Regions from separate parts of the Homo sapiens genome. Here regions 1, 2, 4 and 5 are each linked to region 3. The links are chromatin contacts, found by Hi-C or POLR2A ChIA-PET in ENCODE. All regions are on one chromosome and are shown on one strand. Each heading gives the region's core, a stretch centred on a gene start or an enhancer-like site at or near the end of the contact. The rest is flanking DNA. Distances are from core to core; before and after follow the strand shown. Region 1 holds the start of PLXNB1 (plexin B1). Region 2 holds the start of UQCRC1 (ubiquinol-cytochrome c reductase core protein 1). Region 3 holds the start of SLC25A20 (solute carrier family 25 member 20). Region 4 holds the start of TREX1 (three prime repair exonuclease 1). Region 5 holds the start of USP4 (ubiquitin specific peptidase 4).

Evidence for each region. A loop is a pair of places that touch in the nucleus more often than their neighbours do. ChIA-PET counts read pairs that join two places held with the same protein, here RNA polymerase II (POLR2A). Pooled maps may share reads with other maps.
Region 1: a pooled map shows a loop between it and region 3 (4-fold over the local background). The contact joins the promoter of PLXNB1 here to the promoter of SLC25A20 in region 3. A Hi-C loop is called at or near these places in 1 of 50 pooled maps. POLR2A ChIA-PET finds 5 or more read pairs at or near these places in 2 of 52 experiments (A549 and activated CD8-positive, alpha-beta memory T cell).
Region 2: a pooled map shows a loop between it and region 3 (6-fold over the local background). The contact joins the promoter of UQCRC1 here to the promoter of SLC25A20 in region 3. A Hi-C loop is called at or near these places in 6 of 50 pooled maps. POLR2A ChIA-PET finds 5 or more read pairs at or near these places in 3 of 52 experiments (AG04450, OCI-LY7 and activated CD4-positive, alpha-beta T cell).
Region 4: a pooled map shows a loop between it and region 3 (3-fold over the local background). The contact joins the promoter of TREX1 here to the promoter of SLC25A20 in region 3. A Hi-C loop is called at or near these places in 1 of 37 single-sample maps with no recorded cell type and 8 of 50 pooled maps. POLR2A ChIA-PET finds 5 or more read pairs at or near these places in 4 of 52 experiments (B cell, Caco-2, endothelial cell of umbilical vein and 1 more).
Region 5: a pooled map shows a loop between it and region 3 (4-fold over the local background). The contact joins the promoter of USP4 here to the promoter of SLC25A20 in region 3. A Hi-C loop is called at or near these places in 6 of 50 pooled maps. POLR2A ChIA-PET finds 5 or more read pairs at or near these places in 3 of 52 experiments (CD4-positive, alpha-beta T cell, activated B cell and activated naive CD4-positive, alpha-beta T cell).

What each region holds. Positions count from the first base shown.
Region 1 is chr3:48,428,749-48,431,448 of GRCh38, reverse strand. It overlaps PLXNB1 (plexin B1), which reads left to right and starts at 1,363. Exons shown (of 38, transcript NM_001130082.3): 1 at 1,363-1,441. RefSeq lists an enhancer at 416-1,409 and silencers at 1,650-2,249, 2,330-2,409.
Region 2 is chr3:48,608,184-48,610,906 of GRCh38, reverse strand. It overlaps UQCRC1 (ubiquinol-cytochrome c reductase core protein 1), which reads left to right and starts at 1,261. Exons shown (of 13, transcript NM_003365.3): 1 at 1,261-1,355; 2 at 1,605-1,745. The coding sequence starts at 1,287. RefSeq lists enhancers at 871-980, 677-1,191, 1,271-1,370 and a silencer at 1,541-1,640.
Region 3 is chr3:48,897,497-48,900,196 of GRCh38, reverse strand. SLC25A20 (solute carrier family 25 member 20) reads left to right here and starts at 1,315. Exons shown (of 9, transcript NM_000387.6): 1 at 1,315-1,507. The coding sequence starts at 1,403. RefSeq lists a silencer at 1,575-1,764 and an enhancer at 2,345-2,394.
Region 4 is chr3:48,464,745-48,467,479 of GRCh38, reverse strand. TREX1 (three prime repair exonuclease 1) reads right to left here and starts at 1,250. Exons shown (of 2, transcript NM_033629.6): 1 at 1,171-1,250; 2 at 1-850. The coding sequence starts at 824. ATRIP (ATR interacting protein) reads right to left here. Exons shown (of 13, transcript NM_130384.3): 12 at 2,397-2,649; 13 at 1-1,993. The coding sequence ends at 1,926. ATRIP-TREX1 (ATRIP-TREX1 readthrough) reads right to left here. Exons shown (of 15, transcript NR_153405.1): 13 at 2,397-2,649; 14 at 1,171-1,993; 15 at 1-850. RefSeq lists enhancers at 1-440, 655-854, 441-1,322, 1,935-2,024.
Region 5 is chr3:49,338,738-49,341,474 of GRCh38, reverse strand. It overlaps USP4 (ubiquitin specific peptidase 4), which reads left to right and starts at 1,422. Exons shown (of 22, transcript NM_003363.4): 1 at 1,422-1,551. The coding sequence starts at 1,451. RefSeq lists enhancers at 802-861, 952-1,121, 752-1,251 and a silencer at 1,292-1,481.

The DNA of each region.
Region 1 (2,700 bases), core at 114-2,613, 470 kb after region 3:
GAAGTCAGGCACATTCCAGAGAACCCACTCCCCTTTGAGAGCGCAGGGTAGCTATATGCAGGGGGGCCGCAGGTGGGGACTCGTTCACTGGTGCCTGTGCAGAGCTCTCAGAGCCTGTGGAGTCAGGAGTGTTTCCCATAAGGCATACTTTCTTCTTGGAGCCTGTGTTCAGTCTTGGGCAGTGAGCATGGCCCAAATGCCCCCCACCCCAGGTTCTCAGCACCTGGTCCCTCAGTCAATCTATCCTTGGCGAGTAATGGCTCCCCAGAATGGCATGGGATGGAAAGACCCCTGTGCTTAGAGTGTTCACATTCCTTGTAGGGCAGGAGGTAGCGTATCTGTGTACAGATGAAAGGGGTTGTGGGGTTTGGAAGTCCCAGTTTCCTCTGGGGTGAGATAGGTCCTGAAGTGTGTGCTTGGATGAATGGATTTGGGGAGGGAGGGATTCTGTGCATGTGGAGGGGGCTGCTACAAGCTACATAGGCAGGAAAGCCAAAGTGGGTGAGGGACTGGGGCAGACTGTCCTGGCTGGGGTGGTGATGGGTGTGGGGGAGTTGTGCAGAATGATGTCACAGGCCCGGGGTGCCAGGTTGGCAGTCTGAGGTCAGAGGCTAAGGGTGAGGGATCCAGGGAGGGATTGCTATGCTGGTGCAGACAAGGTGCTAAGCACCTGGACTCAGGTGCTGGAAGTGGGAGTGGAGGAAAAGGGGTGACCTGACAGGAGACCCTTGATAGCTGGTGGGAGGTGGGAAGAGGGTGTCTCTAGCTCTAGGGCAGTAGCCAGTGTGGATGACCTGAACCTCCTGATTGAGGCTCCCCTAGCCTGTGGAGGCCTTGGAGGCTTTCAGATGATGCCTGTGACGTTTTTGCCTCCCAGGAAGCTGTGCCAATGGCTTTGAGCCAAAGTCCTCCAAAAGTCCTAATAGGATGGGCCAGGTTCTGGTCCTGAGTTAGCCGTGGGCATGCCAGGGTGTGAAGGGCCCTGCACAGGGTACAAATGGTCCCCAGGAGAGAACCTTTCTGCCAGCGTTTCCTCCCGCAGAAGGCCCAGGTGTTTGCCAGTGAGGGAGCCCAGACTTGCCCAACGCTTCTCAGCTTGGGGTGGGTCCAGGTCTGGGTCCTGGGCTGGGAAGAAAGGAAGGAAGTGAGCCCTTGCTTGTGCGCCTCTGCAGCCCAGGTTCCCTGCCTTCACAGCCCCGCTAGAGGTGGGATCACCCCCACTTACTGGTGAGCAAATAGGCTGGGGGGGGTTGGTGTCAGGTTACATGGTTTAGTTGATGGCGCAAGCCCAGGTCCAAAGCCCATGCTCTTCTCAAACAGCCAGAGGTGGGGGCCGGAAGGAGGGATTGGCTGTTGGGGAGTAGTGGGAGCAGGGGCGGTGAGCAGGGGCGGTGGGCAGGGCCAGGTGCGCAGGGGAGAAACAAGGCGCCTTGGAGTTCAGGTAAAGAAAGTTGGGGAGGATGACCACCGGAGCCGGGTAAGGAAGGGAAAGGGAGCTCCGGGCGCGGGGCGAGGCCGGGCGCTGGCAGAAGAACGGGTCGGGCTGGTGAGGGACTCGGGTGCTACCCGGCTCTGGACGGGCGGGAAGAGGCCGGGACGCTGTTCCACCAGCACCTGCGGGTGCGGAGCGCGACCCCCCGCCTCGGCTCCTGGCAACCAGGAAAGTTCCCAGTTCCGGTTCCAAGGAGGCGAGCAGGTGAGGCCGACGGGGCGGGGCGGCTCTGGCTCCCGGGGTTCACTCCTCACCCCTCCGGGCGACCCGCGTTGCCATGGCGACCGCCGCGGTGCAGCCCGCCCCCGCCCTCCCCCGTGCGGGAGGGGTCGGGTCCCCAGCCCTCGGCCGATGCGGAGCCCGCGGGGCTGGAATGCGGGGTCCCGGGCGGTTCGGGGCCGCGCGCCCGGCTCTCCGGGCTGCTTCCGGCCTGGCCCGGGCGGCGGGCGGGGGGAGGGCAGCCCGGCAGGCGAGGGGGAAGGAGCGGAGACGAGCCCGGCCGACGCGGCTTTGTCTCCTTTGTTCCCGGCGGTGGCAGCGCCGCGCGGGAGGGGCGGGCAGCGGGCGCAGTTTTCCGCCCCTCGGTCTCCGGGTAACAGCTGCGGCTCCGCCAGACCCGGGGAGAGGCCGCTGCGCGCGGAGCCCGAGCCCGGAGCGGCCGACGCCCGCCTCGGCGCGCACATCCCGCGGGGCCCGGCCGGGTGGTGAGTGCGGGGCTCGGGGCCAGGGCGGCGAGGAACGGGGCTCCCGAGGTGGAACGGGCCGGGGCCCCGATCCCGCCGGGCAGGGGCGGCCTGGGTGAGTGGTGGGCGGCTTTGGTTTTGAGAGTTGGGACCACACTTCTCCGCGCGAAGGGAAACTCTGGCGACTCCGCCTGGAACGCGATTGGGAGACTGAGGAGGTGGAGCTGCTCCTCCGCGCCCCCTCCTCGCCGTCGCCGCCGGGGACCGGCCGGCCCCTTCCCCGCCCTCCCAGGGCCAGTGATGGGGTCCTCGCCTCGGGGTCTGGGGGTTGGGGAGGGTCAAGGACGAGCCGAGTGGGGAGGTCGGGGCTTCCCCTCAGTAGTAACAGCCCTTTCTGGCTGCTCCCGGTGGGACTGACAAAGGCGGACCTCGAGCCTCCTGACCCCCGGGCGGGTGGGGGGGACCCTCCTCTCCACACACAGACATATTAAGTGGGTGATCGATGAGCGCCTTGGGTCATCGCAG
Region 2 (2,723 bases), core at 12-2,511, 290 kb after region 3:
ACCACCAGTGTATAAACTGTCGGAAACACTGCTTTGGAGCAGTCTAGCAGAAACTCCCTGAAAGGCTCTCCCGGGTTGCAATTCTTGGTAAGACTTCTGAATAGAACTAACTTTAAATATTTAAAAGCTTGTTTTTTTTTTTCTTTAGTTGACATAACAAAGCATACCTTAGAAGTCTTTTTTTTTTTTTTTTTTTTTTTTTGAGACGGAGTTTCGCTCTTGTTGCCCAGGCTGGAAATGGCGCGATCTCGGCTCACCGCAACCTCCGCCTCCCGGGTTCAAGTGATTCTCCTGCCTCAGCCTCTGGAGTAGCTAGGATTACAGGCATGCGCCACCACGCCCGTCTACTTTTGTATTTTTAGTAGAGACGGGGTTTCTCCATGTCGGTCAGGCTGGTCTCAAATTCCCGACCTCAGGTGATCCGCCCACCTCGGCCTTCCAAAGTGCTGGGATTACAGGCATGAGCCACTGCACCCAGCCAGAATTCTTTTTCCTCTTACAGAAAAGGAAAGGTTTCACCATGTTGGCCAGGCTGGTCTTGGACTCCTCGCCTCAAGTGATCCACCTGCCTCGGCCTCCCAAAGTGTTGGGATTACAGGAGTGAGCCACCGCTCCCGGCCTGTACTTAGTTCTTTTAAAGAGAAAACTGGCAGGGCGCAAAACTGGCCAACATGGAGAAACCTTGTCTCTTCTAAAGAAACAAAAATTACCGGGCATAATCCCAGCTACTCGGGAGGCTGAGGCAGGAGAATCGCTTGAAGCCGGGAGGCGGAGGTTGCAGTGAGCCGAGATCGCGCCATTGCACTCCAGCCTGGGCGACAGAGCGAGACCCTGTCTCAGAAAATAAAAAATAAATAAAGAGAAAAAAATACTGACTTTCAGCACCAACTTGTGGTCCCAGGTAAGTTTCCACGCTGGTACTTTAGCCCTGGGCTCGAACCTGCGGACACGCTGTGGCTGCAACTCCCCGCCCGCCAGACCTCAGTACGCAGCGCGGCTGGTGAGAAACATAATGCACTCTGACTTCCACGCGTGGAATGGGGAGATGGACTGCACGGCGGGCGGACCTGCTCGGGCTGATGGACGGCAGGTGGACTGATGTGCGCAGGGACTGGCGGCAGCGCGGTCAGAGCCAGTCAGCCAAAGCCAGGCCAGCACAATAGACTGTCCCGGTTCCCGCCAGGAGGCGGCCGAGCACCAACTGTACGGTACTGCGCCTGCGCCGCGACCGCCAACGCGCCCAGTCTACGCTTGCGCGGCGCAACAGGGCCGACTGCAGCTGGAAGATGGCGGCGTCCGTGGTCTGTCGGGCCGCTACCGCCGGGGCACAAGTGCTATTGCGCGCCCGCCGCTCGGTGAGGTGGTGGCGAGAGCGCGGGGCTTCGGGACAGGGCTTCGGGAAGCGGACAGGTGTGGGCTGTTAGCAGTGGCAGGTCGAGGTGGGGAGGACGCGGGGTCAGGGCCGTGGGAAGGTCACGGCGGAGGGCGGGGAAAGGTATCTCGCCGCTTGCCTAGGGGCGGGGTTCGGGGGTCCTCCTGAGGACCTGGGAGGTGGGGAGCGATCCCCTGACCGAGTCCTCACTCGCGGCTGTTCCCTTCCACAGCCGGCCCTGCTGCGGACGCCAGCCTTGCGGAGTACGGCAACCTTCGCTCAGGCGCTCCAGTTCGTGCCGGAGACGCAGGTTAGCCTGCTGGACAACGGCCTGCGTGTGGCCTCCGAGCAGTCCTCTCAGCCCACTTGCACGGTGAGTTGGGGACGCTTTTGGGGAGAGGGCCTCCAGGTTGGGCCTGCCGTCTTTTCCCTGGTTGGGGTGTGACCTTGGGCTCGAGTCTTCCCGTTTGTGGTTTGGGTTCGGACCCAGGACCACTCACCCCGAGAATGGCCCCATTCCCTACCCTAGCCACGCCTTGGCTTCACGGGACAATCTTCACTATAAGCCAACATTATTTAGCATATAATGCCCGTTAAGTAGGCGGCCAAATTCTTTTCCAGCCTTTTGTTAAGGAGCCCATATAAGGGAAGTGATCATGTCTCCTCTTATAATGCGGAAAATGGGATTCAGACACCTTAGGTGACTTGCAGGGGTCCAGGTCTGTCAGCCTCACTGCCCAAGGTCATAATCTCCAGGCTAGACCAGAAATACATTTTAGGAAGCAAATGCATTTTAACAGTACAATGAAATGTGTGATTTTCCAAAAAATACAAATTCTCTAAATTGACACAAGAAATCTTGAGTCACAGATAGATATATGAATAGGTGAGAAGATTCCCAAGAAATAATTATCTCCTCCTCCTTTCAGCCCCCAGCCCCAGGGCCAGATGTTTTTATTGACACATCCTTTTAGTTTTCCAGAAACAATGTCCTGCGATTTAAATTGTTACTAAGCATAGGAAAAGGTGGCCTGCAACTTCCTTGTTATATGTCACTTGTTATAGTAAAGAATGCTATATTACATGAACTCTAAAATGTGCTAGATTGTAAGGAGCTGTCTGTGCTCCAGTGCCAGAGAAAGAATCTCAAGAATCTTGCCAATTTTAATCAAAGGATACTATAGATTGTAAAATGCCTCTTGCATTCCAAGATGTTAGATGTGAAATACATGTTCATCTAAGATTGTGTGATATATGGTATATGCATTGACATCTCTTAGGAAAGCAAATATCACATGTTCTCACTTATCAGTGGGAGCTAAAAAATACGTACATACAGATGTAGAGAGTG
Region 3 (2,700 bases), core at 66-2,565:
CATAGGCGTCTGCCATTACGGCTGGCAAGTTTTTGTATTTTTAGTAGAGACGGGGTTTGACCATGTTGGCCAGGCTGGTCTTGAACTCCTGACCTCAGGTGATCCACCTGCCTTGGCCTTCCAAAGTGCTGGGATTATAGGCATGAGCCACTGCGTCGGGCCTTTAACTTTTTTTTTTTTTTTTTTTTTTTTTTTTTGTAGAGACAGTGTTTCGCTCTTTTTGCCCAGGCTGGAGTGCAATGGCACGATCTGGGCTCACCGCAATCTCTGCCTCCCAAGTTCAAGTGATTCTCCTGCTTCAGCCTCCCAAGTAGCTGGGATTACAGGCATGCGCCACCATGCCCCGCTAATTTTGTATTTTTAGTAGAGACGGGGTTTCTCCATGTTGGTCAGGCTGGTCTCAAACTCCTGACCTCAGTTGATATGCCTGCCTTGGCCTCCCAAAGTGCTGGGATTACAGGTGTGAGCCACTGGGCCCGGCCTAACTTTTTTTTTTTAGAGACAAGAGTCTCGCTATATAAGTCAGGCTGGTCTCAAACTCCTGGGTTTAAGCAATCCTCTCGCCTTGGCCTCCCAAAGAGCTGGGATTACAGACATGAGCCATAACACCAGGCCCAAACCTGTCTTCTAGTGCCTCCAAAACCTCTGTCGCCTCATCAGCTACTACCCTCCCTCTTCCTGTGGTTTCTCAAACATGTCAGGCACAGACCATCTCAAGGCTTTTGCATTTTCTTTTTCTTCTGGGTGGAAGGTTCCTCACCCTTGACCCTGTTATGTGTGAACAGAACTCCCTCTCTCATCTTCTCAGGTCTTGAATCCTGTCACCTTTTCAGTTAAACCCTCCCTTATTCAACGAACTAAAATTGCAAATCACTTGTCCCACACACCCTCTAACTCTCTTCCTGGATTTTTCTCCGTAGTACTTATTACTACTTGATACACTATGCATTTTTTAGTTATTTATCTTTGTTATGGTCTGTAAATTCCAGGAGGACAGGGACCTGTGTGTTGTACTACCAGGGGTGCCTCCAGCACCTAGAAGGACGCCTGGCATATGGCAGGGCGCAATTGATCTCTCTGGAGTGAGTGGATGAATGGGAGCTCAGAGGAAACATGGAAGTCTGGGAAGGCTTCCTGGAGGAATAGGCCCGCTGGCCCACACTCCCAAACCCCGCCCATGCGGCTTTGCGCTCTGCCACGCCCATCGAAGCGGGGCCGAGGCCGGAAGCAGCCCCGGGCGGAAGCCCTACCGTGCCAACTGGGCCCTCCTCCCGACCTGCCCCGGGCTCGTGCCCCGCCCACCCAAAAGTGGGTGAAAGGTCGGCGGCGCCGGCACTGCAGCTGGGGCTGAGAAGCCAGGACGGCCCGAGAACTGACAGACGGAGTGACAGACGGACTGACCATGGCCGACCAGCCAAAACCCATCAGCCCGCTCAAGAACCTGCTGGCCGGCGGCTTTGGCGGCGTGTGCCTGGTGTTCGTCGGTCACCCTCTGGACACGGTCAAGGTGCGGGAGGCTGGGTCGCAGGCTTTGGGGAGGAGGCCCGGGCGGGGCGCGGAAAGCATGGTCCCCCGCGAGGCGCGGACGCTGGGCAGAAGAGGGGCATGTGTGAGCTTCCGTGAGAAGTCTAGGGAATCTCTCTTTCAGGGGTGGGCAGGAAGCTGTACCTTGCGCCCCAAAGAGCCAGGCGGCGGCGCAAAGTGAGCAGCCTCTAACTGCCTGTCAAGAGCTCTGATGTAAAGTTCCCTGTCCCGCAGTCTCTTCTGACCCTGCGCCACTTCTTTAGGGATGGGAAGGAATAAACGTCTCTCCATAGTTTTGGTTTCAGCCAACACTAATATTATCGTTAAGGTTGAAACAGGTCCCCTGTAAAGCCTGCCCCAGGAAGACAACTAAAGACAGAGCGGTACGGTTGTTCTGGAGGTGTCCTTTGATACATTCCCCTGGGGCAAGAGTACCCATCTCTTTCGCACCTTTCCCGGCCCGGGGAGATACTTGACACTCTTCGGCCTGTCACCCAACGGTGGCCTGCTCAGCCTCCTGGGCAGAGGCATCCCTGTGAGAAGCAATGATGACCTCAGTGACCGAGCCCCTTCCACGGAAAGCAAGGTGATCAGCTTTGCACAAGGCCAGCCTCATTCTCACAACTCCCAGATGAGGAAGCTATGGTCAGACTGAGGCTTGGGAGGGAGGACGTTCATCAGGAATTGTTCTCTGGTCTTCCTCATATCATATCTCAACTATTCCCCTTGCAACACCTTCATTAATGCTTTGCTTGGGGACCAAAGTCCATCCCCCATGGCTTAGCACTCGAAGCTGCATCCAGTTTTCTCACTTTTTTTCTAGACGTAGACGTGAAGGAAATTGACAAGTCATTGCCAGGGTGGGCCTGTGGGGAGCAGACATGAGTTTTAAAAGATTGGAAGCCCATGTGAGGGGGTTTGTTAGGATGTTGGGTCAGATTTCTTCCACAGCGAAATAGTTTTGTGGGCACTTCCTCTTGGCCAGCTTGGGCAGCAAGCTCTTTGCTGCCTTTCATCCAAGAGAGGAGCTGCCCTGAAGTAGAGCTCATACTGGGGTCATTCTATAGGAAGACCAGGGTTAAAGTAGCTGGACTGGCTAGGTCATTGTGCAACATGAAATCAAATGTTTATTTAGCTGGTGGTAAATGCCATGTGTTAGTGCTTCCCAGACTGTGG
Region 4 (2,735 bases), core at 1-2,500, 430 kb after region 3:
GGAGGAAGATCCTTGGTACCCCTGCTCTCTCCAAGGCTGGGACTAGTGTTCCTGGTTGTGGCCAGGTGTGCAGTGGTTGTGACAGCAGATGGTCTTGGCTTGGTCCTAGCAGAGGCTGTGACCCCATACATGGGCCTGATGGTGCCGAAAGGCCTGGCGTGAGCATCCACCCACCGCAGCAGGGCCTGTGGTCTCCACTGACAGATGCTGAGCAGGGCCAGGACATCACCCTCAGCCGTGTGCGAGTCTGGAGGGGACTGCCCATACAGGCGAGTGTAGATGCTGCCTAGGCTATAGCTCTTCCTTGGGCCGTGTTCTGAGGGGCTGCTTGCTCGCTCCAGGGCCTTCAGCGCAGTGATGCTATCCACACAGAAGGCACCATCCAGAGCACTGGTGAGGCCCAGCATAGCCAGCTCTGCTTGGAGCAGGGGGAAGTCGTAGCGGTCACCATTGTGTGCCACCAGGCACCAGGGCTGTGGCTGGCGCCGCAGGAAGGCTAGGAGCAGGTTGGCCAGGTTGTCATCAAAACATTGACGCCCATGCGCTGCCAGCACAGCTGTGCTCAGACCTGTGATCTCGCTGGCTGCAGGGCTGCAGGCCTTCCCCGGAGCCACACACAGGGAGAGCTTGTCTACCACACGCGGTGGTGGAGGAACTGTGGGAGGTGGCCCCTGAGAGGTGGGGGGGCTCTCCAGGGCACATCTGTGGACAGCCAGCAGGCACAGCTCCGTGACCTTGGGCTGGGAGAAGGGCAAGCCAGTGGCCTCCATGTCGAAAAAGATGAGGGTCTGCATGGGCCCCGGGGGCAGGGCCTGCGAGCCCATGGTTGGGTACGTACCTGCTGCTGAGCCTGGAGAGGAGCATGGGGTGGGTGTGTGAGTGCCCAGTGTTAAGATCCGAAGGGGAGGGAGTGGGGTAGGGGGTGGGCAGAAGCACATCTCAGGCCTTCCCTGCACAATCCTGCCCTGTCTGCGAGCTCCAGGGCCCATTTTCAGGCAGGAAGTTGGAGAGGGTGAGGTGGTTTCCTTAGTGGGACCAGCACATTCGACTGTCTGAGAGGGTCTCCCTCTTCACATGACTCGGCCCCTCCCCTAGTGCCCCCTTAGTCTGGGGTGGGGGAACCCATGGCCCTCCTGCCCTGCGCCATCCCATTGTGGGGGCCACACTCACCGTAGCAGGCAGGCAGGCAGGCAGTAGTGACTCGGCTGCACACTCTCCCGCGGCTCTCGCTGGCAGCAGTGGCGGGAAGTGAAACTTGGCGTGGGCCCGCCTACAGGCCCACGTGAGCCAGGCCCGCCCTGCTCGTCAGCCTGCCTGGTCTGTCCCTCTCACCACCATCCGTTCCCCCCCACACCCACTCCCCTGCTCCCGGGGGACCCCAGAGGCCTTCCAAGATCCACAGCTGTGGCCTGCTGGTGGCACAATGCACCGGGGCCATCATACCAGTGACAGGCAGCTGGAAGGACCAGGGCAGTGGTGCCAGACCAGCTCCCGGTCTTACACACTGCTGGGAGCCCCTGCTGCGGCCCTTTCATGCCCACCTGTGGGTCCCAGTTTCCCAGGCTTTCCTGGTTTAGGCCTGGGCCAAGAGCCACCTCCTTCCCTGCCACACAATGGTTTCTTCCCATGGCCCCAGCCCAAAGCAATGACTCAGGACAATTCCACAGGCAGGGCAGGGCTCCTTCCTCAAGGCAGATCAGTTACCATGGGGACGGGCTCAGCAACAGCCAGGGACAGGAAGAAGGATCCCAGCCACTCAGGGTCCGGGTCCTGCTCCACCCCTCCCACTCCGCCAAACAGATCAGACTCAGGAAACAAGGCCAGCCAGTTCTCTGGGCAGTTCCTGCTGGTCACTGCTTTAATCAGTTGATGTGGTAAGGAAAGGAGTGGTGCTGGTGCCACCATGTGGCTGGACACTCAGGGCCTCAGCCACACTCCACCTCGGGGTCTTCCACATCGGTTTCCGCGGCACAGAGGTCATCCAGGGCTGCCTCTGAGACAAAAAGGAGAGGTTCCTGGTGAGGGCCCAAAGGTGCCAGGGCCTAGGGCAGGTCCCACCTCTCCTCCCCCAACGTCCGCAGGAACTAACCAGTCCCTTCCACACCCAGGCCCTGCTCCCTCAGCTACTGCAAACAAAGTGATACAAAGGCAATTCAGACACGGCTATTTCTGGAAAAACCGTGGCTCTGCCAGGCACACTCAACAGATAGATGCAAAAGGCATCCCAATATGCTTGGAGAAGAACTGAGGCAGGAAGATAAAAGAAAATGGCCCCAGTGCTGGAACAGGCTGCAGTGGGCGGGGGCCTGCTGAGGGGACACCCAGGAATCTGACTTGTTGGGGAACCTCTGGAAGAAGCCATGGGGGCTGGGCAGGATGGCCTCTGGCAGGCTTACCTTCACAGTCCGTCACATCAGGAAGCCCTCGGATGAGCATGCTGACCCCCGGCATCACCTGGTCAAACTGATGCAGGACCTCCACGCAGTGCATCATGAAGAGCTTGTCCTTCTGCGATAGGCCGTGCAGCAGCAGCACCGTGTCCCGCAGACAGCGCACTGTCCGCCTCTGCTGGTCGGTCCTTGGGGGTCCCCCTGCCCTCCGCACTGTCAGCCACTGTCTGTGCAACATCACCGTGAGCGCTCTGACCACCTGAGAGAGGGGGGGTGCAGACTGAGGCCTGGTGCCACCATGGCCTGCACCCTAACAATCCGCTCAGCCTAGCCACCTCACGTGAG
Region 5 (2,737 bases), core at 173-2,672, 440 kb before region 3:
TCGAATGCCCGACCTCAGGTGATCCTCCTGCCTCGGCCTCCCAAAGTGCTGGGATTACAGGTGTGAGCCACCGCGCCCGGCCGGTTCACACCCTTTATTTGTATTTATTTTTTTTTTTTTGAGACAGGGTCTCACTTTGCCGTCCAGTCTCAAGTGCAGTGGCGCCATCTCGACTCACTGCAACCTCGACCTCCTGGGCTCAAGGGATCTTCCTACCTCAGCCTCCCAAGTACCTGGGACCACAGACGCGAGCCACTGCCCGGCTATTTTTTGTATTTTTTTGTAGAGACGGGATTTCGCTATGTTGCCGAGGTTGGTCTCTAACTCCTGGGCTGAACCTATCCTTCCGCCTCAGCCTCCCAAAGTGCTGGGACGACAGGCTTGAACCACCGCGCCCGGCCTGGTTCACACACTTTAATGGCACTTACCACATACTGCTAGGCATTGAGGTTATTTCTGTAACATCTCTTCTTTTCTACTAGATTCTATGAGGGCAGGAACTAGGTCTTATTTTTCTCTGAGGACAAGGACTGTTAGACAAGTGTATGGAGACGCATCTAGACCAACTGCCTGACTTCCTCTTTCCTCTGGGTTTACTTCTCCCTCCAAGAGGAGGGTTGTGTGTGTGAGCGGGGCGACTGGAAAACATAGTGTTCAGGACGTTGTATCTTGTTCCAGGAACTAAGTACACGCCTGGGTAACTAATGTGGAGTACCTCTCCTTCCCCTGTTGCTATCGCCCCTCTGTGGCTGCTTGGCAAGTAGCTCAGTATGAAGAGCTGACGGAATTCTGCGGTGGGCCAGGTGGCTCTGGCGTCGACTGTTTAAGGCGACTGTTAATGACTACAACACACCATTGAGTCTTGGTCCCAAGGCGCTGGTGCACATGGTACTTCCCGAAATCCCTGTAGGGCCGCTGGAGCAGGAGCCCCGATCCCACGTTTGGGCAGCTGACTCGCCTAAGGCCTCCAGCTGAAAGCGGAATTGCAGGGGTGAGAATGAGCAGACCTAACTACCGGGCTTCTCGCACCTGGCCTGCATTTATTTAGGACCACGATAACCTCGAAGGCCAGGCTGGGGTGCCCGATGGGTCGTGGGCTTGCTGCCTAACTCCCTGAGATCGGCGGGCTGAACAGAGCTTCGAAGTGTAGCGCCATCCTGAGCAGAGGAAGGGGCGCCCGAAGGCCGCGTAGCGGGCGGCAGGGCGGGAGGAAGTAGCAGCTGCTGCTCCCCGCCCACCCCTCTCGCGTGTGCCTTTCCGCTCCACTGTTCGCCGGTGAGCTAGGTGGCGCGAGAGCGGAGGGGAGAAAAGACAGCGGCTGCAGGAGCCGAAGGCCGCGGCTCGAGGTGGGGCAGGGGCGGGCACGCGAGCGTGCGTGCGTGGGCGCGGTCTATAGCACGCCGCGCGCGGGGCGGATGTCCGGGCCGGCTGGGCCGGGGCCGCGGAGGAGATGGCGGAAGGTGGAGGCTGCCGTGAGCGACCGGATGCGGAGACTCAGAAGTCCGAGCTTGGACCCTTAATGAGGACCACACTCCAACGCGGGGCGCAGTGGTGAGCTCCCGGCTCGCTCTTCCTCTATGCAGAACCAGGGGCCGAGAAAAAGGGGCCTCCTTTTTCTCGGCTAGAGTAGGGGCTGGGCGGGGATGGTATGTAGTGACCCTGGAAGAGTAGCCTGACACCTGCCCCTCAGGAGAATAACTCCAGGATCAGCTCTGGGAAAGCGCAGGCGGGGCCTGAGTGTCGTCTCAGTTCATTTGGAGCCCTAGGGGGCGGGCCCGGCGGGGGCCAGGAGGAGGGATGTGGAGAAGGGGAAGGTTGGTGGGGACCCTAAGGGTGGGGAGAGCCCTTTACCATGAGGACTCGCCGTGTGACCTTGGGCGAAGGTGTCACAGACCTGGATTCCTCACTGTTAAAACCAGGATAGCAATATTTGGCTCACCGACCTCAGTGGGTTGAGGGGAAAATCAGAAGTAGATACTTTGTAACTTGTAAACTGCCAACAGATGTCAAGGTCAGAAGCTGAACAAATGTCTGAGAACCCCGATTATTTTGGTAGCAAGTGTCAAAAATATTTGCGGCAGCAGTGTCTTGGAGTGGGAGAGGAGGATAGCCTAGGTCCTGGAGCTAGATAGAAGATGAAGGGTCCAGAATTTAGAAGACCCAGGCTGAGTTATTAGGCATCTTAATAGATTGTTTAGTAGAGGGGACAATACTTTGTACTACTGGAGAGATTCCTGGGTGGTGTAATTGTGTAGGAGTAGAAAAACTAAGGCTAGACTTTGCATCGAGTATGATTGTTACCCATCTTGTTTGTTTTGTTTTGTTTTGAGATGGAGTTTCACTCTTGTTGCCCAAGCTGGAGTGCAGTGGCGTGATCTTGGCTCACGGCAACCTCCGCCTCCCGGGTTCAAGCGATTCTCCTGCCTCAGCCTCCCGAGTAGCTGGGATTACAGGCTCACGCCACCACACCCAGCTAATTTTTTGTATTTTTAGTAGAGACCGGGTTTCACCATGTTGGGTAGGCTGGTCTCAAACTCTTGACCTTATGATCCACCCGCCTCGGCCTCCCAAAGTGCTGGGATTACAGGTGGGAGCCACCGTGCTCGGCCCGAGTGTTACCTATCTTTAAGAAATCATTGTGGTGATGATCTGCCGAGGAATTGAGCAGGAGAATAGAAAAATTGGGGTTAGGAGGAGTACAGATAACAGCTTATGTATTCACCTTGAGCTAACCAGT